Regions from separate parts of the Homo sapiens genome. Here region 2 is linked to region 1. Evidence: chromatin loops called from intact Hi-C (ENCODE). Cell type or tissue: ovary. All regions are shown on one strand. Links, peaks and the distances in the headings refer to the core of each region. The heading gives the core; the rest is flanking DNA.

The links. Hi-C counts contacts between places; a loop is a spot of excess contacts. Peaks named below come from ENCODE experiments on the same cell type or tissue, not always from the same donor. Only the 100,000 strongest peaks of a DNase experiment are listed, where the experiment ranks them.
Region 2: a loop joins it to region 1, with 5 times the contacts of the local background. A loop is called at or near these places in 87 of 110 quality-filtered maps.

Annotation. Positions count from the first base shown.
Region 1 is chr5:62,453,652-62,465,699 of GRCh38, forward strand. The region is part of intron 5 of IPO11 (importin 11); the gene reads left to right. Among named protein-coding and RNA genes, the nearest start is that of IPO11, 47 kb to the left of the region's middle. In ovary, for the core only: a CTCF peak has its summit at 7,025 (motif pointing right); no DNase peak of the experiment used is centred there; H3K27ac peaks cover 1,008 bases.
Region 2 is chr5:62,772,694-62,784,741 of GRCh38, forward strand. It overlaps the pseudogene ISCA1P1. Among named protein-coding and RNA genes, the nearest start is that of LRRC70, 200 kb to the left of the region's middle. In ovary, for the core only: a CTCF peak has its summit at 6,445 (motif pointing left); no DNase peak of the experiment used is centred there.

The sequences.
Region 1 (12,048 bases), core at 2,247-10,246:
AAAACATTCGTTTTCAATCTGTTATACACAGACTGAGAGGTTTCTGAACCACACCTTTGGAATCCTCACTTTGAGGATTATGGCTTGGCAATTTGCATTTTTAACAAGCTCCCCATAGAATTTTTATATACACCAAAGTTTACGTCACACCACATTGTGTCCTTTTCATTTTTAACTCAATGGGTTTAAATAGCCAGTCTTGGCTGGGTGCGGTGGCTCATGCCTGTAATCCCAGCACTTTGGGAGGCTGAGGCGAGTGGATCATGAGGTCAGGAGATCGAGACCATCCTGGCTAATGGTGAAACCCTATCTCTACTAAAAATACAAAAAAAAAATAGCCGGGCGTGGTGGCACGCGCCTGTAGTCCCAGCTACTCAGGAGGCTGAGGCAGGAGAATGACGTGAACCTAGGAGGTGGAGCTTGCAGTGAGCCGAGATTGCACCACTGCACTCCAGCCTGGGTGACAGAGCGAGACTCCATCTCAAATAAAAAATAAATAAATAAATAGCCAGTCTTATGTTCATCCTAGGATATTGTATGTAAGAGAAATTATTTTTGATAGTCTAAGGTTGTTTTTCAAATCCTTTTCACTTTTGCTTGATTTCTAGCGAGGACTAAGGAAATGGACCGTTCACTCACTCAAGTCTTTCTGTGAAATTGTCTTTCCTTTTCCTCTGTTTTGTCCTCACCTCAAACCCTTCACTTCTAGGACTTACTTTTTTGTTGGGGAGAGTCTCAAAATCAATTGTCTAGAAGATTCTTGGTTACAGTTAACTGTTATTAAAGGCTACCAGTCTATAGAAGTTTTAATTCCTATTTCAACTTTATCAAAGTTCACTCTCTAATATGTTGCCTTACAGGTATACTTTATATTTAGTCGAGGCAATCTCCACAGATTGTACAGATAATCAGGGCCTTAAGCTGGATAGCTTGTGTGAGTTAGCTTCTTGCTTGTTTTTTTTTGTAGTATGAGGCTAGTTCTTCTCCATATAGAAAGAAGTATATGCTTAATTAGCATCTTGTAGTTACTTTCAGTGTAGTAGTTACCACATTGTGCTGACTTGTAATTGTCGACTTATTTTTCTCAGATTCACTACAGTGTAGCTTTTATTGCTGTCATCCTACTGCATGGTCTGAAAGAGTACACATAATGATTGATGCTCAATAACTGTTAAGTGAATGAACAATAGAACAGGAGACTTATTCTTATTAGATGCCTGCTGGATTTCAGAGTGATATAGGGCAAAACTTCCAAAAGCAGGATTTTTGAGAGATTAGTCAGAGCTAGAGATACCTGGAAAAAATTCAGATTAGCACTTTTTATTTTGGAATGGAGCAGCTGAACCTGGAGATAGGGACTAAAGTAGGGACTAGGAAGGGTATCCTGTCTAATGCGGTTGAGGTACAAGATGTGTAGTTAATTGAAGGTAGCATTTGTGGGAAGACATCATTATAAAGAGCAATTTTGCTGGTTAATACAGCTGTGCCTATTATTTTGGTAATCTGAAGCATGGAAAATCTTCCTTTTAATAATAAAGGAAGATGCAAAGATGGTCCTCAAGTACCAAATTAGTTTCCTACATAAAAAAATGTAAGGGCTGGGCTCACGCCTGTAGTCCCAGCACTGGGAGGCCGTGGTGGGCAGATCACCTGAGGTTGGGAGTTCGAGACCAGCCTGGGCAACATGGTGAAACCCTGTCTGTACTAAAAATACAAAAAAAATTAGCTGGGCATGGTGGCGCACGCCTGTAATCCCAGCTACTCAGGAGGCTGAGGCAGGAGAATCAGTTGAACCCAGGAGGCGGAGGCTGCAGTGAACCGAGATTGCGCCACTATACTCCAGCCTAGACGACAGAGAGAGAGTGTCTCAAAAGAAGAAAAAAATATTAAGCTCATGGTTGAGCTGGTTGCTATAGCAAAGTGTAGTGCACAGGGTACACTTAAAATTGCTACCTGCGGCTCAGTGTGCCTCAACAATTGTTATAACCTTTCCTCCTCTGTGTTAAAATAAGTTCTTTTGAGGGGTGACAAATTACGAAATCAGCAGTTGAGAGCAAATTGTTTTGCAGTAACAAAATTGAGCTTGATTTGACACAAAAAGGAATTCTTTTTTTTTTTTGAGAGAGAGAGAGGTGCTGTCTTGGCTCACTACAACCTTTGCTTCCTAGCTTCAAGCAATTCTTGTTCCTTAGCCTCCTGAGTAGCTAGGATTACAGACATGCGCCACCATGCCCAGCTAATTTTTGTATTTTTAGTAGAGATAGGGTTTCGTCATGTTGCCCAGGTTGGCCTCAAACTCCTAGCCTCAAGCGATCCACCTGTCTCAGCCTCCCAAAGTGCTGGGATTACAGGCGTGTACCACTGTGCCTGGCCAGGAATTCATTTTCTTTTTTTTGAGAAGGGGTCTCGCTTTGTTGCCCAGACTGGAGTGCAGGTGCACGACCTTGGCTCACTGTAACCTCCACCTCCCAGGTTCAGCACCTCCTAGTAGCTGGGTTTACAGGTGCACGTCACCATGCCTGGCTAATTTTTGTGTTTTTGGTAGAGATGGGGTTTTGCCATGTTGGCCAGGCTGGTCTCCAACTCCTGACCTCAGGTGATCCACTCTCCCATAATGCTGGGATCACAGGCGTGAGCCACCATGCTCGGCCAGGAATTCATTTTCTGTAAAACAGTATGCCTTTACATATAAACCTAAATATAATAAAATGGACATTAACCACTGTTAAAATCCAAAGTCACTAAAAATAAGGAAATTTAAGGTACAGGGAGCAATTGTAATGAAGTTGGAAGTATGTTAAAGTAAATAATGTCCCCAAATCACGATGTGTAACACACAAAAGTATATGCTGCATAGTGCAGTGGCACAAACATAGGTGTCTACAACCTTGACCTCCTAGGCTCAAGCAATCCTCTCACCTCAGCCTCCCAAGTAGCTGGGACCACAGGCACGTACGACGATGCCCGGCCTGGATATTAGGGATTAATCTTAAATTTTTACTTCTGTCTTAACAGTCACTCAACAGTTATTGAATGCTGACTGTGTACAAGAGATATGTACAATATTGTGGGAGACAGAAGACAGAATTAGTAGTCTCTTGACAGTTCATGTGGAAGAACGCAACCCCCCTATTTAGTAAGCTATTAAAATCTGATGTGGGGCCGGGTGCGGTGGCTCACGCCTGTAATCCTGGCACTTTAGGAGGCTGAGGCGGGTGGATCATGAGGTCAGGAGTTCAAGACCAGCCTGGCCAACATGGTGAAACCCCGTCTGTACTAAAAATACAAAAATTAGCCGGGTGCCTGTAATCCCACCTACTCGGGAGCCTGAGGCAGGACAATTGCTTCAACCTGGGAGGCGGAGGTTGCAGTGAGCCGAGATCACGCCACTGCACTGTAGCCTGGGCAACAGAGCAAGACTCTGTCTCTGGGGTGGGGGGGAAAATATCTGCCATGGAAGAAAACAAAACTATATTGCATTGTTATTATGGTCATGGCTAAAACTTAGCTGAATTTTAAAAGCTGAAAGGTTTATGATGAATAATGTTCTCATTAGGCTGGGCATGGTGACTCATGCCTGTAATCCCAGCACTTTGGAAAGCTGAGGTGGGAGGATCCTTGGGGCCAGGAGTTTGAGACTAGTCTAGGCAACATAGTGAGATCCTACCTCTACAAAAAATAAAAAAATTAGGCATGGTGGTGTATGTATGTCATTCTGGTTACTTGGGAGGCTGAGGCGGCAGGATCACTTAAGCCTAGGAGTTTGAGGCTGTAGTGATATATGATTGTACTAGCCTTGAAGACTGAGTTAGACCATGTGTCTAAAACATAATAATAATAGTGTTTCTGCTAAACAACACATGAATTATTTGGATGGTAAGGGTAAAAGAATGCTGTGTGGCAAGGTGAAGTCAAGTTACAATACTTCAGAAGGTCATCGTGATGAATTACTATATTTTCTACACAAAGGAGAACTGCATAGCTGCTTTGAGATGGGTTGGTTAGTGTAAGATAGATCACTCACCCTCATAGCAGAGACTTGCAGACTTACTCCTTGTCAGCTTAAGACTTCATGATGTGGTCCTTAGGGGAAATTTCCAAATAATTGAAATTATGAATGCTAAATTTGAGAATGCCAAGGCGCCACTTCCATGGTGTAGCTCCAGCCTGTAAGATATTTACAGTGCTGTAAAATTTATTTAAAAGATAAATGCCGGCCGGGCGCGGTGGCTCACGCCTGTAATCCCAGCCCTTTGGGAGGCCGAGGAGGGCGGATCACGAGGTCAGGAGATCGAGACCATCCTGGCTAACACGGTGAAACCCTGTCTCTACTAAAAATACAAAAATTAGCTGGGCGTGGTGGTGGGCGCCTGTAGTCCCAGCTACTCGGGAGGCTGAGGCAGGAGAATGGCGTGAATCGGGGAGGCGGAGCTTGCAGTGAGCTGAGATCGCGCCACTGCACTCCAGCCTGGGCGACAGAGCGAGACTCTGTCTCAAAAAAAAAAAAAAAAAAAGATAAATGCCTTTGTGAGCAAGTCATCAAATAGGTTTAATAGATCTTATTTTCACTTTTGTTTTGTTGATTTTAATTGTACATTAAATGCCATGTTGATTCTGTTTCTTATCTCTTGCTCTGTGTAATTTTATAGTGGCTTTTTTTCCCCCTGGGGATTGAGTCTTGCTGTGTCACCCAGGCTGGAGTGCAGTGGTGCAATCTCAGCTCACTGCAACTTCTACCTGCCAGGTTTAAGTGATTGTCCTGCCTCAGCCTCCTGAGTAGCTGGGATTACAGGTGCATGCCGCTATGCCCGGCTAATTTTTGTACTTTTAGTAGGGACAGGGTTTTGCCACATTGGCCAGGCTGGTCTCAAACTTCTGACCTCAAATGATCTGCCCGCCTTGACCTCCCGAAGTGTTAGGATTACAGGCATGAGCCACTGCGCCCCGCCTATATTGGCTTTTTAAGTGCATTATTTAAAGAGTGACTCTCTTAAAGGGTCATTTGTGCTGTGAACCTGTGGGGATTTGAGCCTGTGCATGTGTGTGTCTAGGCTTATATTAGTATCAAGGTGAAAAAGAACTTTTTGGTGGGAAGTTACTTTAGTGGAGGAGACTCAAGGTGACAGACTTGGTTCAAAAGAAAAGAGCTGTGCGCTGAACAGAAGAGATTTTGAATATAGCATGGTGCGTACTCTTCCTGTATTGATTCATAAAGCCTCTTGTCTGAGTCCTAGTTAAGGGCCTGGAATAAGAATGAAAATTCCAAAACTATCCCCCAAGTATCTAAAAGTTGCTTTTGAAACAGTGCTGATTTATACCTTACCCATCCATCTATTTATCTGACAAATATTTGGATTCTTACTCTATGCAATCACTTCACGGGATGCCTGAGATAGAGCTGTGGAAAGGTAAGGGCCCACCCAGGGAGTAGAGTAGTTTTACTCTTTTTTTTTTGTTCCTCCTCCTTACTGAGTTGATATTTTGGATACATGAGAACAGTGTGTAGGCATTAAGTGGCTGAAGAGAGGCGTAAGGCTGTTGCTAGGATAAGAGACTTAGGGAACTGAAAGATGGGCCACAGTGTCCCTCCTGGGCCTGAGCTATATCACTGGCAGGTTTGAAAACAAAATGAAAATTAGATTTTACTTTAAAAAGCATGTAAGTAACAAATGCTATAGGTCTTTAGGAATGTCCTTCATTGACATTCCTTCATTGACATTTTTGAGACTCTGTCTCAAAAATAAATAAATAAATAAATAAATATTAGTTGAGAGACATCAGCAGTTTGGCTGGAAATTGCTTTTGAGATAGATCTTGTACCTACTAAAGCTTCTGGCTTGATACATTTTGGTAATTTAATATATATTTATGTCATAGGTAAGTGGAAGCGAATTTATACTTAAGCCTTTTTTTTTTTGAGACGGAGTCTTGCTCTGTTACCCAGGCTGGAGTGCAGTGGTGCAATCTTGGTTCACTGCAATCTCTGCCTCCCGGGTTCAAGCAGTTCTTCTGCCTCAGCCTCCCAAGTAGCTGGGACTACAGGCGTGTGCCACCATGCCTGGTTAATTTTGTATTTTTAGTAGAGGCAGGGGTTTCACCATATTGGCCAGGCTGGTCACGAACTCCTGAGCTTATGGTCTGCCAGCCTTGGCCTCCCAAAGTGCTGGGATTACAGGCCTGAGCCACCTCACCTGGCCTACTTAAGCCTTATTAACAAAAAAACGGATTATTACTAAAATAACCTTTTTAGTTATTGTTAAGAATACAGGTGTTTTTAAAATTGAAAATACATTTTAAAAACATGGAAAAGTAAAGAAAAATATTAACTGCCATGTAACTATTACCTAGATCTAATAGTCAACATTTTGCTGTTTTTGCTTTCTGACTTTTTTTGAGCTATTTTAAAGGAATTTAAATATTTTTTTAACTAAATTCTTCAACATTTATCTGTGAAAAGATAGATTTATTTTTTAAGTATTTAACTTTTATCATCCTGAAGAAGTAAAAAGTAATTTAATATCATTTAATACTTTTATCCAGTTTTCTAGATTGTTCTCAAACACATTTTTACAAGTGGCTTGAGCCAGAAAAATGAATAAGGTGCATTTGACATGTCTTACAAATCTTTTAATTTTGAATAGTATTGACTTCCTCCCTCTCCCCCTTAAAAATGCCATTGACTTGTTAAAAAAAAACTAGATTAGTTGTCTTGTAGGATGCTCTGCCTCCTACATTTGTTGATTAATATACCTTGCTGATTAGGTTCAGGCTAAGCAGATTTGGGCATCTATAGCGAATATTTTTTGTCTCAGTATTCGTGATGAATTATTTAATACATGAACTTTGATGTAAAACTTTTTTGGTGCTAATGTTTCTTAAGGGAAAATTATGAAGACAACAATTCTGAGGCTAAAAAAGTTTAAGAATATTTGAAATGCTAAAATACTTAGTGTGTAATGGTTAGCTTTTGATACTTTGGAGTCAAGGCTTTGGGCTTCTCAGTTACAGCCACTAAACAGTCAGTAGGTGGCACTGTTTCTTCTGGTTTAGAAATAGAAAATGTTAAGTATTTGGGGGTTTCATGAACTAGTACCTAACATGTTTCATTAAACAGTTTATTTGCATATTGTCTCACTGAATATTCCTTCCCCCCTCCACATTTTTAGAATCACATGTAGAAAAAAATATTTTTATTTCTCCTACTTGGTTGCTTTATTACTTACTCTTTTCCAGCTGAGCCTTCTGTAAGCATGTATCAGTTGGTGTTTTCTGGAGCAGATAGGAGGTATACAGGGCTTGTGAATATATTAGTTGGCAATGGTTACTTCCTGTGGTTTCTTCTTTATTCCTGTTGTTTCTTCTTTCTTTATCTCTCTCCCTGCTTTTACTGAAAGGTAAAGGGCTGAAAGGTGTTAAAGAAAAACTTTTCAAACACTTGTAAAGGATGATAAGACAGACTTTATTCAGATGGGACTACTGCAGTGGGGTTTTGCAGTAGGGGAGAGAAATTGTGCTCAACTCTGAATACAAGGAAAAGTGGGAATTTATTGCCAAGGAGCAGGGATGGAAAGGGTGGGAGGTTGGGGGGATGGGGGGTTGAGAGGATGGAAAATTACTAAAAAGAATCATCAGGGATGAGAGGGGGTTCCTGGCCAAACTGACCTAATAGGATTCTTGCCGAAAGCAACCTGATGAGATATTGATGATATCAATGTCAAGGATAGGGGATTCTGGCTAAACCAACATAGCAAGATTTCTTGCTAAAATTGGGTGACGCAAAGAACAGACATTTTGGAAGTCCAAAAGTAGAAGCCTAGTTAGGACAAAGATTCAGAAAAGCCTCACTAAAGTTTGGTTAAGGAGAGGCTGTTTGTCGAAAGATAGTGCCGTTGCTTCTTCATTCCAGCCATTTGTGTAGAGACCTTTCGTAGGCTAGCTAGAGAGTCTTGAATTAGAACTTTAAGAGATGCCTGATGTCCTTGACTATTAGGTTTTTGTTTTTAAATTTCCATACTATTGTTTCTTTTTAAATTTCTGTCTCAAATGCTATATGCCTTCATTTAGCAATACCTGCTGTGTGCCAGGCATCTTATGTGCTTTTCGTATCTGTAGTCCTTAAAGTACAGGTTAAGTACTTCTTATCTGCAATGCTTGGGAACAGAAATGTTTCAGATTTTTTTCAGATTTTGTAATATTTACATTATACTTACGTTGAACATCTCAAATGTGAAAATCTGAAAATTGAAACACTCTAGTGAGCATTTCCCTTGAGCATCGTGCTGGTACTCAAAGTTAAGGATTTTGAAGCAAATACTTCGGGTTTTCAGATTTGAGATATTTTAGCCTGTAGTTCTCTCATATTAAGTATTACTTTCTAGGGACAGAAAGAGGGAAGAATTAATTAATAGATCGAGATCTAACTTTGCCATTAATATCTATAAATCTTACTTATTTTTGTGAGAAGTAGAGATGAAAATTTCAAAATTGAAAGTTGCTTAAGGTGAAATAGAGTGGAATTACTGAATTACTGAACTTTCTAACACATTTTTAGAGTCAAATGATAAATAGAAAAGGAGATGATTTTATGGAACAGAATAGAATTTTTTTTTAATGACTTTGAGTCCACCATGTTTAAATGCTTCCTTTTATTCAGTCTTGTCACAGTAACAACCTTTGGTATAGTATTCAGAGATGTTCTTTGGTACTTTTTATTCTTTGTTTTGTAGGTGAGTGGGGAGGATTTTATGTTGAATATGTCTACTGTGATTTGCATTGTGTGTATGCAAGTGGTAGAATTCTGCAAAGAGATATTCTGGTAACAGAAGCAATGCCTGAAAAAAAAAAAAGAACAGTTTTGCCCCTTTGCTACCATTATTAAAAAAAATACTGTTTTTATTTTTTACAGACAGGGTTTTGTCTCCCAAGCTAGAGTTCAATGGTACACTCATAGCTCACTGCAACCTCAAGCTCCTGGGCTCAAGCAATCCTCCTGTCTCAGCCTCCTGAGTAGCTGGGATTACAGGCATGAGCCACTATGCCCGGCCACTATAAAATACTTCAGAAAAATCTGACACAATTTCAAAATATGTGGTTATGTAGGGTGGCAAATTCTCCCTTAATGTTTTCTTTCTTGAGCCTGTGCCTGTTTTATTTGGCTGACTCTTTTTTTTTTCTTTTTCAAGCTTAATCTTACTTTTAATTGAGGAACTAGGGGATAGTTACTGTCACCATCCTTTTTTTTTTTTCAGTGAGTCTGGCATGTAGTGGTAGTGGGGGGTATTGAGAATTAGATAAAAGGTCTATGGCTCTTACGACTAGTGAATGGGACTAGTTCTAATTTACACACATATATTACTTATATGTATATGAATATATGTGTATATATAAGAAAAACATTCAATTTATTTTTAGAGACAGTGTCTCACTCTTGTCCTGGCTGGAGTGCTGTGGTGTGATCATAGCTCACTGCAGCCCTGAACTCCTGGGTTCAAATGATCCTCCCACCTCAGCCTTGCAAGTAGCCGAGATTACAGGCATGTGCCACCATGTCCAGCTAATTTGTTAAGAAACATTTTGTAGAAAAAGGGTCTCACTTTGTTGCCTAGGTGGGTCTTCAACTCCTTACCTCAAGTGATCCTCTTGCCTTAGCCTCCCAAAGTGCTAGGATTACAGTTGTGAGATACCATGCCCAGGGTGTACTTTATATTTTGATATCAAAAGGTTTAAACAGGGCCAGGCATGGTAGCTTATGCCTGTAATCCCAGCACTTTGGGAGGCTGAGGCAGGAGGATCACTTGAGCCCAGGAGTTTGAGACCAGGCTGGGCAACACAGTGAGATCCTATCTCTACAAAAAATAAAAATAAATATATAAATTAACCTGGTGTGGTGCATCCCTGTAGTCCCAGCTACTCAGGAGGTTGAGGTGAGGGGATTGCTTGAGCCCAGGAGATTGAGGCTGCAGTGAGCCGTGATTGCGCCACTGCACTCTAGCCTGGGCAACAGAGTGAGACTCTTTGTCTCAAAAAAAAAAAAAAGTTTAAACAGAACTTAGTTATACCAAAAATGTTTATCTCTTTTATACAGTGCAGTTAATTGTTAGTTATTGTATTAAGAGACATTAGAGCATAGAAGATAATATATACTGATATACTGAACATACCTTTTACTTCTGTATTTTTTTTTTTTTTTAATGACAGAGTCTCGCTCTGTTACGCAGGCTGGAGAGCAGTGGGGTGATCTCAGCTCAGTGCAACCTCCACCTCCTGGGTTCAAGCATTTCTCCTGCCTTAGCTTCCCGAGTAGCTGGGATTACAGGCACGTGCCACCACGCCCAGCTAATTTTTGTATTTGTAATAGAGACGGCGTTTCGCTGTGTTGGCCAGGCTGGTCTCGAACTCCTGACCTCAGGTGATCCACCTGCCTCGGTCCCCCAGAGTGCTGGGATTACAGGCGTGAGCCACCGCATCTGGTCTATGTGTTTGTTTTTGGTGGTTTTTTTTTTTTTTTTTTTTTTTTTGAGATGCAGTCTTGCTCTGTCGCCAGGCTGGAGTGCAGTGGCGAGATCTCTGCTCTCTGCAACTTCTGCCTCCCGGATTCTCCCGCCTCAGCCTCCCGAGTAGCTGGGACTACAGACGTGTACCACCATGCCCAACTAATTTTTGTGTTTTTAGTAGAGACAGTGTTTCACGATGTTGGCCAGGATGGTCTCGATCTTTTGACCTTGTGATCCTCCTGCCTTGGCCTCCCAAAGTGCTGGGATTACAGGTGTGAGCCACTGTGCCCAGCTGGTTATTTTTTATTGTTGTTGTTTTCTTCGTTTTTTTTTGTTTGTTTTTGAGGCAGGGTCTCACTTTGTCACCCAGATTGGAGTGCAGTGGTGTGATCTCGGCTCACTGCAGCCTCCCTTCCTGGGCTCAAGGCATCCTGGCATCCTCCCGCCATAGCTCCCCAAGTAGCTGGAAGTATAGGCGCACCCCACCATGCCTGGTTAATTTTTTTTGTACTTTTTATAGAGACCGTGTTTCGCCATGTTGCACAGGCTGGTCTCCTGACCCCAGGTGATCATCTGCCTCTGCCTCCCAAAGCACTGACATTACAGGCATGAGCCATCGCGCCTGGTCTGAGCATACCTTTTAAATGAGTTCAAGTGACTTCAGATAATGGCGACACAAAAAATTTCAATATAAAGTCCTTTTAAACAATTTTAATCTATACAGACATTAATGTTAACAGGTAGTTTTAAGGAGATGCAAAGAAAAGCTATAAAATTACTCAAAATGTCGTTTTGTTGTAAGCAAGATATCGGTTTAAAGTATAATAGTTTTTTGGTCTTATTTGAAATTTGGATATGGCACCCTTTGAGTTTTTGTTTTCTTACAAAAAGACACAGTACAAAACGGATCTACAAATTATAGCCAAGGCTATAGATTTCATTTTTGGGGAGTTGAAATATTTGCTACAATAAGAAATTTTACTGTAGTTTAAAATTTAATTTTAGGTGTTTTGTAGAATTCTTACCTCTTCTGCGTCTAAATCCTTCTGTTCGTATTCTTTCACTTTCTTCTGACAAAATATTTTAATGATGTATGTGTTGGGAAAGCTTAGGGTGTTGTATATTACACAGTAAGTACAATAAAATTTAGGATGATAGATATTTTTTCAATTCTGGATATGTATTTCAGTCTTTTATTTTCCAAAAGGACTTACTAAGAAAAATACGAATTCATTTTATGGTTTACTGAAGTTATAAGTAAAGCATGCAAGTTTGTTGAAATAAAGCTTTTTTCCCACTTTTTAAATATTATTTCCCTTCTATCAGAGTGAATGTTTGCTTCTCTGCTATAATACTACTTCATGGGAAAATGTCACTTTCAAACTCTTTTTATGATACAGTGGTTTGTGTTGTAACACTATGAATTGAGAGAATGATCACTAAAGTATTTTGGCTGTAATAAAACATTAGTATTCAACAGTTTGATTTTACTCTTTGAAATATTGCATATATACTTGAGAATATGCTAAAGTAGCTTAATGAGTAGTCATTGTAC
Region 2 (12,048 bases), core at 2,394-10,393, 320 kb after region 1:
TAATTGAGTTTCTGTTCTGGTTGCACTATTTAAAGCTGCGTGATAGTAATTTAGGTGCCTAGATCCTCTGAGATTTCCTTTAAAATGAGAACAGCACCAGTATCATAGGTTATAAGTTACAAACTTATAAGTTACTATATATCTCTATATATGTATGAAAATGTATTGCTATTGTTGTTTTCACTGATATTTATATAGCAACTAGACTAGGCATCAAATTATTTTACAAAGAGCCTTATTATGGTTTCTCTATTCATTGGAAGCAGCATAGATGAGGAAGTTGCAGGGCCTAGGAATTTGATATTGATGAAGAAGCCCCATTTTCTTTCTATGTTCAATTATCTGGGTCCCCTCTCTTTTTTCTCCTTTGCTTAAAAAATACACCTTACCCACAAACCCTCTTTATCAAGACTCAGCATGCTTCAAGGTGACTTTATGGCCTTTGCTAAGACCCCCTGACCAAAGACCGTCAGAAACACAGCTACAGTAAAAATAAAAGGGTTAAATTTAATAGTTTGCCTCAGCAGGGAAGCATGCACACCGTGGATGACCTTGGGAAGTTCATCTTCAATTTACCCTTCTGTAACTTCCCTTTGGAAGTTAGAGAAGGGTAAATCTAGAGTTTTGAGGACTAGAGTTAGTCACCGAATAGTCCTGATGGGGACTAGTAGAATTTGTCAGCTAGGGTGAGCCTGTGTCTTATCTTGGAAGATAGGGCCCGAGCAAGTTGCCATTAAAGAATCTGAGCTTAGACTGTTTTCTTGATGCCACAATTTGGTCCAGTTTTGCAAGCTGTGAGTTCTGTTTCAATTCTCGGTTACCATCTTCTGGTCATTCTTCAGTCTAAACTGAAGGAGAGACCATTGTCTCTGGGACATGATCTATCAGATCTGCACTATTGTCTGGAGTCTGTTGATTAGAAGATTGCTCAGAGAATGTCATCTGCAGTTGAACTAGAGTTAGTCCCTCATGTTTCTTTAGTTGCAGAATGACCTGTTGCATCATCTGGTATGCCAGTGACTATACCGCAGCATTTCAGACTCTGGAGACATATACCTGGCACCTGCCAGATAGGCAAAACTAGGACAAGGATTATTACTACAGTTTGAAACATGCCCGTAACTGATTTAGATGTCCCTTTAATTTTGATATAGATTGTTTGACTTTGCCAATACCTGAGTAATTAGTCCTTAACCCAGTGGTTTGTTAGGGGTAAAGTTCTTGAGATTACCATGATTAAAAATGGAGATGTCTACTAACAATTAATTTATAACCTTAATCCAGCAGGAACAAAACAATGCAATGCAGCACATGGTAATCAGTGGTTTCTGCCTCTGGAGAGGTTTGTTTTCAAAGTACTGGGTGGAAGTCATCTTCAATACTCAGGCTGAAGAGTCCTAGAAATCATCATTCAGTCACAGGAGACTCTTCATGGTGCTGATGTTAATGGTGCCTGGGGATTACTCCCCTGTAGTATTAATAGACCAGGGTACCTGGTATAATCCTTTATTGAGGTTCTTTTGTTATTACTTCTACTATGGAAGATTCAGACCCTGATCTTACGCTTATGGCAGGGCCTTTTAGGTGAATATAAGGAAAAAGCAGAGATCATTTTCCATAATATGATTAAATGGCTCTGATTATTTTTTGTAATAAGTAACAACATTAGAGTGAAGGGGAGTGGAATTCTATAATAATTAATAATACAAAATGCTCTTATAAGAACTTAGTCCTTATAAGATTTTCCTAGAATTAGAACATGTTATGGACTGTGAAGGTATTGACAAATCTCTAGGCCTTCAATTTATCTCCAAAAGTATACTACGAATGTTACCAGTTGACAAGTATGTTTTAACAGAAAGGCAAAAATATTTTGTATATAGTTATTATATCAGTCTTTTATGTGAACATGTGTGTTTCTTTATATCTGAAAGGCATGTGACTATTGGAACATATTTATATTAACTCATTCTACTTTTATATAATCTTGGAAGTCTGAATTTTTCTTTTGACTTTACCCTCCCAAGGAAAATAAAACTTATCTTATGGAAAAATTTTTTTCAAGGTAACTGTGCCAACAGTTTGAGTAAACTTGGAAGATTCTGCAATGAGTAAACACTGCCCTATAGTCTTGGAAGAAGACTCAAACGTTTTACTCAAATTAATTATTTACATCTTTTAATTGGTAATAAATTCAATTGAATATGCGTATAAGCTTTGCAAGCTTCATTCCCACTCAAAAATAACAAATATATTCAGGTTGCTTTTTAAATTTAAAAAGTGAATATGTTGAGTCAGCTCTTGATTAATATTTGTTGATTCAAAAATACTGCCCAAAATTTACAAGTTGCTGATATTTTTGAGCAGAGAACCCAGATCATGAACCCAATGGTTTTAAAAGCCTAATTTTAATTTTTTTTCCTTCTCTATTTGCTATCCAAGTTTCAAAATTTGTTATTTGCTACTCAAGTGACAGTGTTAATAAAATGTGAAATTTGTTCTTATAATAACATGGAACCATTTCAGAAATAAGTTTAGTTTTATCTTGACATTTGTTTGACAATGGGAGACCATTATTGGATTGCAGGCTCACATCTGTCTAAGTTATTGTCTAATTAACCTGAAATATGCTTGCAGAGGCATAATTTTCTCTATATCATTGTTTCCCAACTTTTTTTTTTAATCACAAAGAGGACACATTTTTTTAAATTGACAACTCAATCTCTACATACATACAGTATTGCATGAATTATAAGTGGATCCAACAATCATATTATTGATACAAACTCATGAGCATTTGCATAAAGCTATTGCTCTAGGTTTTGGTGTGTTTTGTGCCAGCTACTTTAGTGAATAAACTAAACATAAAGGAACTCAGCTACTTGAATTCATGAGAATCAGCTTTCAAAAAAAGCATATATATCATCTCATAGAATACTTAATATGTCAAACCCAGGAAAATCAGTAACTAAGTGACAAAAGGAACACTTTTAAAGAAAAGTTGGTGATAAATATGTTAGGCTAAAATACTAAGAACTTTAGCAACTGGACCGAGGAACCAGAAAGTGTATGCACACTGGGAATTTTAACAAAAGATCCCCATGTTCTCCTGCACAGTGAGGACCACATTCCAAAAGCAGAATTCTGGGTTGCTACAATGTCATCTCTCCTACAAACCACTGTTTCAAAGGTGAAAGAAACAAGAGGTAATTCACATAAAAAGGTTTTAAAATTCTTCCCACTCAAAATAAAATAAAAATAATATAACCTGTATCAAATTATAAAGAAATTCTATTAAAATGTTGACCACATAAAGCAGTCAGACCATTTGCCTTCGCTGACTGCCTCAGAGGGCAGAGCATGTGTCACCTACAAGGAAGGGGAGAGAGGGGTAGAGTCCCTACTCTCCCCCGGCCTGTAGAGTCAGGGTGGAGAGGAGCCCTTTGGCTTCCCTGGGGTTTTGTTTCCTCACATAGGGAATTGAGGGAGGTGGGCTAGATGGCTTTAAGAGACTCCTCAACTAAAAGAATCAAAGTCAGCTTGAGATCCCATCTCTGAACAGACATATAGGGTGGCAAAAGAAATGGATTAAAAAACAGGTGGATGACGTCTTTCTCACCTTTTGATACCATCACTCAGAACTAATCTGTACTATAGTTGAAGAAAATCTTTGCCTGGTACTATTAAAGGGTATACAATGAGGCAGCTGACAATGAAATTTTTCATAAAAATGTATAAAAAGGCTATGTTAAGTTCGGGTGGAAAAAACAATGCACCACCATATTACTACCAGCAGTCAGGACGTCCTGTCTCGGATTTTAGGAGTCGCCGATCTGGTTGGGAGAAATGCTGAGGGAAGCTCAAGCCATTCAATAGCGATCTAAGGAGTGCACACAGTTCAGGAAAGGGATAAACAGGTGTCCAGGAAGGCAACTTTAATGAAACTGGTTCTAAAACAAAGGATGCAAGAGATCTAAATGATCCAAAAAGAGTGATGACTTCTCATTTTGTCCCCTACAGAGAATACAAATATCATTTCTTCCGGAATCCAACACACTGGCTTCATTTTCAAGATGTATCACTTTATTTTCCAGCACGTGACAGTCACATGATTTCTGCAGTGAGCCCCAAAGCTTCCACGAGCTTTCCTGGAACCTACGGCCAGAAGAGTCCTGAGATTTCGAATATTAAAGCTTTCTCCACAGCCACAAGTCCCTTTGATGTTTGGGTTATTGAACACAAACTCACTGGATAATTTGTCTTCAACATAGTCCATTTCTGTTCCTAAAAGTGTTAGCTGTGCTTTCTTTTCGATGAATACTCTGACTCCATCTTGAATAACTTCTTCATCAGAATCTCCTTTTGTCTTTGTATATTCTAGAGTATAAGAAAGGCCATTACAGCCCCTGGTTCGGACACCAACTTTTACACCTACATGCTCAGGCTTATCTTTAAGAAGTTGTTTTATCTTGTTTACTGCTGAAGGTGTCAGGGTGAGGGCTGCCCGGGTGGGCTGCAGCTTCCTCTTGCTCACAGCCCGGGCAGTTGCCCGGACTAAGGAAGGCGACATTTTCGCCGTCCCGGCGCCCCGGTGCCTGGGGCCGGAGGTTGGCTGCCTCAGCCTCTCTCCACGGACACGGCGGGCGCATTGGTTTCCCAACTTTTAAATTGTGCCTCTCATTAGCAAAATAGTTTGACAATGTCTCTCTCTAAAATGTGTGCATATTCCTTTTTTCTTCAAATCATATACATATAGTATTGTTATTCTGTATATTAAATACTAAGAAAGTCTAATTTCTAATTTTTGAGATAAAAGTATGAACAGAAATTCTATTATTTTAAAATTTTCTGGAGTATGTAACTTCACTTTGGAAACTGTAGTCCTATATTTCTGATTTGTAATAATTTTCCTGCTCTAATATTTCTTTGGGATACAACTTTTTTTCTGTCATTTGAACACCATGGAGCAGTGGCTCTCACCTGAGGGCAGAATCTGACGGCAGTTGCCTAAGAACTAGAGTTTAAAAAGGCCTGTCCGTGATCCTGATCCACCTCCCCCAGGACCACTGTATTCACCACCCAGCTACCCCATCTCATGAAGACGGTGACTAGTAGTAGCAACATGGCCTTAACATACCTTACCTGGGTAGCAAAATGGCATGACTAGCAATTTTTTATGCAGATTGTACTTGCCTAGATGTGGTAGAAAAACAGTGAGGCAGAATAATAAAAAAAAATTTGTGTCCTACTGAAAAAAGCTTACATGAAAAACTTTTAAAAAGAAGGGGTTTACATCTGTGTGTATTTAATGCAGTGGTCACTGTGCAATGCCACATGCAATTGTGTCTCTCTGTGAGCCAGGAGTTTTGCTGAGTATGTGTAAGTGGGTAAACTTAATGGTTATTTTGTAGCATCATTTTTTAAATGTGGTGGGAGAATCTGTGATTTAAGGAGTTTTATGGCGAATCTCATTTTGTGATGTAAATAGTCATTTTTTGAGTATAAATCCAAATTTTTGTATGCTGTTGGCCTAATGAGTTCCCTATCATAGACAATATTAGGTGATGGCAGGGAGGTGGGACTCCAAGGCTTTCATTGTACATGTAAATTAGAATGGCTAATTGAAGCAGATATCCAGATAATTCAGACCAAACTCTCCCTTTTTGTTTGAAATATACTTGGCTGAGTTGTTTAAAAAAACAAAAAACAAAAAACAAATCTGTGCTTCTTTTCTTAACCACGACCTCAGCAATCGTGAGCAAAATGTCTGAGGGAGTGTTCTAACAGGCCTAAGAGGAAGCTCTTAAAAGAGAGACCTGTGGTCATATAGACTTGAGAAACACTTCCTACTTGTCCCTTCTTTTGGAGAGTCATCATGCATTACAGACTATGAAAAGTCCTGCACAAAGGAAAACTTTTGAACTTAGTTTAACCCAGTGTTTTCTAAACTTCTGTGACAGACAACCCTTTATTTACATAAAATTTGCTAACTTACAGTCAAACTGGTGTTCTTTGAAAGTCCATTTTGAGAAATGCTGGTATAAATTAAAGCGGTATTTATATAGCCACAAGTGCTAAGAGTGCTAGTCAGTAATCCTAAGAAGCCAAGGATGATGGGGCATGAATGTCCACAGTTTCATACTGCTGCCACTGGTAGTTTGAGGGATTTGCTAAGGGGATCCTCCAGGCAAACACTGGGTTTATAATGGTTAGGCTTTATCCCCAAAGAGAAAAATAACCACTTAGTGGGCTGAGATTGGCCCATTAGTTTTCCCAGAGTCTCTTTTTCTCCTGAGCATCTCCTCCCACCCCAAATTTTTGCAACTTTTTAAGGGGATGAGAGGGATGGGGTGGAGCATCTTTTCCCAAGTGGAGAGATCCCAAGGGCTCTGTCATGCAACACCGGGAAAACAGAAAACGTTAAGTAGAGACAAAGCCTTGAGCTCCCCCTAGAGGTAAGTATCTGATCATCTCTACTGTGGCAAGACACGAAAATACCATTTGTTTTTTTTTAAGATTTACATATCATGGACATCATTTAAAGTTCGATTTAAGAATCACCTGAATATTTTAGTTAAAAAGTAAAAGAGTAGTTATCTTTTAATATTAGTGCTTATTTGAGTTTAGATATTATTTTATAACTTACATTGTACCTCTCATCAGCGAAATAGTTTGAAACTGTCTCACTGTAAGTGTATATATTCTTTTTTCAAAATATGTACATGTAGTATTGTCATTCTGTATATTAAGTATTAAGAAAGTCTAATTTCCCTACAGCTGTTACAATGTTTACCAATAGCTACTCCTGTCTAAGGGCTATGAACTAGTCGGAATCTGCATGTTTTTGGTCAGAAACAGCCACATAGGGTCAGTACAGATGACCCAATCTGCAAATACTATGTCTTATGGAAACATAACTTTGGTTAATGTGACTTTTATGAGGATTTCGAATGCAAATTCTTCATCCTTATTCCCAAACTGAGCCACTGATGCACATTTATTTATTTATTTATTTCCTTTATTTATTCACCTGTATTTGGTAAACAGCAGGCACTTCTCTCAAATGTTATGACATTAAGGGATGCCTTACGACATTCCCTTAGGGTGCCTATGACATTTGTGATTCTGTTAAGATCACTTTGGCATTATGGTTGGTCTAACTTTGTTCACGAATGTGTTGTGTTCTGTTTTTATGATGTTTATGACCAGAGATGAAAGTAGGCTGTGCTCAGAGAGCTGGTCCCTGTTTAGCCTATCTCCTCCCACATTGTGATTTGGAGAAAATCATTTTCTCCAAAAGTTTTTCAGGGCCTTGGCATTTTATTTATTAATCATGAGATGCTGGCTGGGCGCGGTGGCTGATGCTTGTAATCCCAGCACTTTGGGAGGCCGAGGTGGGCAGATCACCTGAGGTCAGGAGTTTGAGACCAGTCTGACCAACATGGTGAAATCCCGTCTACTAAAAATATGAAATTAGCTAAGCATGGTGGCACACGCCTGTAATCCCAGCTGCTTGGGAGGTTGAAGCAGGAGAATCACTTGAACTGGGGAGGTGGAGGTTACAGTTAGCCGAGATCGTGCCATTACACTCTAGCCTGGGCAAAAAGAGCGAAACTCCGTCTCAAAAAAAATAAATAAAAATAAAAAAAAAATCATGAGACGCTACAATATCCAAAGGTGGACCCACACTCTTACTTATGCTAATGGAAGGGCAGTCCCACGTGGTAGCACATTGAGGCACATGTATCCTCAGGCGTGTGGGGAAGGTGCCGACGGGTCAGCAAAGTCACCATATGATTATAGCACGCCTCCCTAAAGGTTCATATTTCTCAGAGATGTAGGAGGAGGCCGTATTGTTTTGACATTAAAACCAAGACAAATTTGCTTGGGAGCAAATTAAAAAGACATGGAGGTTTACCACAAAACAAGAATGAATTTGGAAGCTTCCAACAGGCCCCAGGGCATACATTCACCGCTCTTTACAGTTAGTGGTGTTCCAATAGAAAGGCTTGAGAAGTGTTGCCTTGGGCCCCAGAGCCCGGGGTGACACCAGTGTGCCTGGAAGCCCACTCCAAGCTTGATCACAGCGTCATCTTCAAGCTCACTCGGGGTCACTGTACGTCTCTTCTCCCTACACGAGGGTTGTGGCATCTATTACACCACTACTGTGTGCCAGGCTGGGTGCCAAGCCCTTTATATACATTTACTCTTTGCAGGGGTCCTATGGTAAGAGCTGTTATCCCATTTTACAGATGACAAAACCAAGACACGAGGAATTGAAGTTTCTGTATTTGCCCTGTCAGTGAGTGCCTGAGGCAGAAACTGAATGCTTGGTCTGTTTAACTCTCCAGTGTGCAGTTCCAGCTCCAACCCTGTGGGAATGCTGGCTAGGCTGCTTCCTAGCGGTGAAGCGATGGGAGCGCAGGAGCGGAGCGGAGCTGGGGAATCCCACTCCTCCCATTCCTAGCCTGAATTTTAAGGGCTGAGCAGTATCAGTGGTGGTGTACCATGATTGCATTATCAATCTGCCTTTACAGAATCCAGGAGATATTCCACTGTGCACAGTTTGACGTAAGTCTTTTTTTTTTTTTTTTTTTTTGAGACGGAGTCTTGCTCTGTCGCCCAGGCTGGGGTGCAGTGGCGCGATCTCGGCTCACTGCAAGCCCCACCTCCCGGGTTCACGCCATTCTCCGGCCTCAGCCTCCCGCGTAGCTGGGACTACAGCGCCCACCACCACGCCCGTCTAATTTTTTGTGTTTTTAGTAGAGACGGGGTTTCACCGTGTTAGCCAGGATGGTCTCGATCTCCTGACCTTGTGATCCGCCCGCCTCGGCCTCCCAAAGTGCTGGGATTACAGGCGTGAGCCACCGCGCCCGGCCTGATGTAAGTCTTATATTTCAAAGTTTTATCATTTTGCCGAGTCGTGGTGAGCACAGTACCATAATTCACTCTATGGCCCAAAAGAGGAGGTCCCAGATAAATAAAGTGCTTGGAGGTTTTTAGGTCGTTTGTGCTGCTAAGTCAGAAAATGGAGAATGAAGACAATTTAGCACAACTTAAGAAATATGAATCGGGTGCTCACTATACACTAGCACTGGGCCCTACAGCTAGAAGAGATAGACATGCATACAAATCCCCTTTTTTTTTTTTTTTTTGCAGTTAAATGCTATGAGAAAGATAAAGTAATACCTTTTATCTTGGGTATTTTCTAGTTCATATTCTCAAAGAAGATCACTTCTTCTTTGATTTTGAGGGAGGTGGGCAGAGTATGCCCAGGTCAAGGTCCCTATCATTTGTTGGGGGCAGCATTGGACGACATCGTAGTTTCTTGGAGGTTCACAGTGGCTTTCTGTGGAGCAGGCACCAAGATTGAGGCAGTTCACGCATCACTTATTAAGACAAATTCCCTTTGTCTAGCACTGTGACTGTTGGCCTGATGAAGGGAAATTGTGAAAAATTTTGCTTGTTTCAGAATTTCAGCTTCCCGTTCTGGCCATCGCCTTGCCTCTGCTAATGTTATTTGTGTCCCAAGGTTTGAAATTATTTGGTTTATTAAGGGAGCCTGATATAAGGTGCTCCGTCAGTGTCATCTCATCTCCTAAATACTGCCCGCAGTTCCAGGAGGAAGGGATTTAATAGACTCTCGTTCCTTTAGGAAGCTTAATTTGAAATTCATTTGGGCACAGAAATTTTATGGGTACAATCAGATCCAGATATTGCTTAATGAAGTTCTAGGCAGATGTACAGTGAATGATCTGTGCCTACTCCAAATCCTCAGTTACGCTCCTCTGATATACCATTAACTTTTAGAAAACCTGAATCTATGACCCAAATTCTAATTAATCCTAAGAATAATGAGGTACAAAGGCATTATTTTTTCCTTTTTTAAGTTTTCTTTCTCTTGCTAACAAAGAATTTTAAATTGTGGCTCTAGCATTTAAGTGCATACATTTTGAATTTACAAAGTATGGAGAATAACATGAAATCATCAGCAGGTCAATGAATTAGATTTTATTTCTGTGTGTGTGGTAACATTAAACATCTATGGTACAACTTTCATTTATTCTTGTGTCAACTATTGCTTAGAGTAATTCAGTATCATAATCTATATTTAACTTATTCTACTTTATAAAGGACTTTAAAATAACATACATTATCTTCCATAACATATGCTATGACATTGGTATTATTATCCCCACTTCGTACTTGAGGACACTGAAATTTAGGAAAGATTAGTTAACTTGCCTAATTTCACACAGTTGTGGTCCTAGGAAAGAAACATATATTTTAATAGCCAGCCCAGGTTTTTTTTTTTCCATTAAATGATCAGATTCTCTGCTATTATGTTTTTGGTTTTAGTTAATAGACATATTGGTTGCTATTGACATTTGGCACATCTGGCTTGCTGTTCTTAATGACCAGTGGGCTCTGGGCACTCAAATATCGACCAGTGCCAGACAGCTAATGTCAATGAGTGTGGTGGGCTGGGTGTCAGAACAAGGAGTGGTGGGGACAATGGCAAATTGGAGAGTGTACACTCCATTTAAAAAAGGGTTCCCTTACCTATTCCCACTGGGCATGCTGGCCTGGTGTTGCAAAATATTCTAAAATTTTAAGAGGAGCCAGAGATCTGGATTTTGTGTGGAATCTCTCCATTCTAAGTGTTGGCAACCAAATTTTTTTTTCCCTTTTAAACTCTGCAAGCCAAACAAAACCCATCTATTAGGTGGATTCAGTTCATGACTGCTAGTTGTGACATGGGCTTGCTTTTTACTTTTTTGGAGGTACATGTGAAGGAGGAGTGAGTGGGTGGGGTAAGGCCAGCATCACTTACTCGGGCTATAGATGGTTCTTTTCCTGAAGCCAGGAAGTCTGAGCAAAGCTGGGGAGCCTGTGGGTTTCCGGGCTGCTTAATGTGGGCTATTCTGGGACTGCCTTCTTCTTCCAGAACTATCTGAAATGAGGGAGACTTCCTTATAATTAGGGGCTGACCACTGAGCTCCGTGGCATTGCCCACTCTCCAGTAGTTAGTTGAACTTTGTTTAGTATCTTTATTATTATTTCTTTGCTTCCTTCATTTCTTTCCTCTTCTTGGGAGATTTCATTTTCAGCTGCAATCAGTAACATTTGCAATGAAACTGAAAATCAACTGAAACTGTTGCAAATGAAACTGAAATGAGTAACATTTGCAATCTTCCGAGACAGAAGACTTTAGAAGAGGGTGAACTTTTTTTGTTGTTGTTATTGTTATTCTTTAAGTTCTGGGGTACATGTGCAGAACATGCAGGTTTGTTACATAGGTATACGCCTGCCATGGTAGTTTGCTGTACCCATCAACCTGTCATCTATATTAGGTATTTCTCCTAATGCTATCCCTCCCCTAGCCCCCCACCCCCCGACAGGCGCCAGTGTGTGATATTCCCCTCCCTGTGTCCATGTGTTCTCATTGTTCGACTCTCACTTACGAGCGAGAACATGTGGTGTTTGGTTTTCTGTTCCTGTGTTAGTTTGCTGAGAATGATGGTTTCTACCTTCATCCATGTCCCTACAAAGGACACGAACTCATCCTTTTTTATGACTGCATAGTATTCCACTGTATATATGTGCCACATTTTCTTTATCCAGTCTATCACTGATGGGCATTTGGGTTGGTTCCAAGCCTTTGCTATTGGGAATCGTGCTGCAGTAAACATACGTGTACATGTGTCTTTATAGTGGAATGATTTATATTCCTTTGGGTATATACCCAGTAATGAGATTGCTGGGTCAAATGGTATTTTTGGCTCTAGATCCTTGAGGAATCACCACACTGTCTTCCATAAAGGCCGAATTAATTTACGTTCCCGCCAACAGTGTAAAAGCATTCCTATTTCTCCATATCCTCTCCAGCATCTGTTGTTAGAAGAGGTCTAACTTGTTTTAAACTAGATTTCCTTTTGTTTGTGTGATCTATGGATTTTATTTATTCAGTTTCCTGTCCCTGCAAGCACAGAAAGTTGAAAACTAATTTGATTCAATTTTCCCAGATGCAATCTCATGTGTATTTTA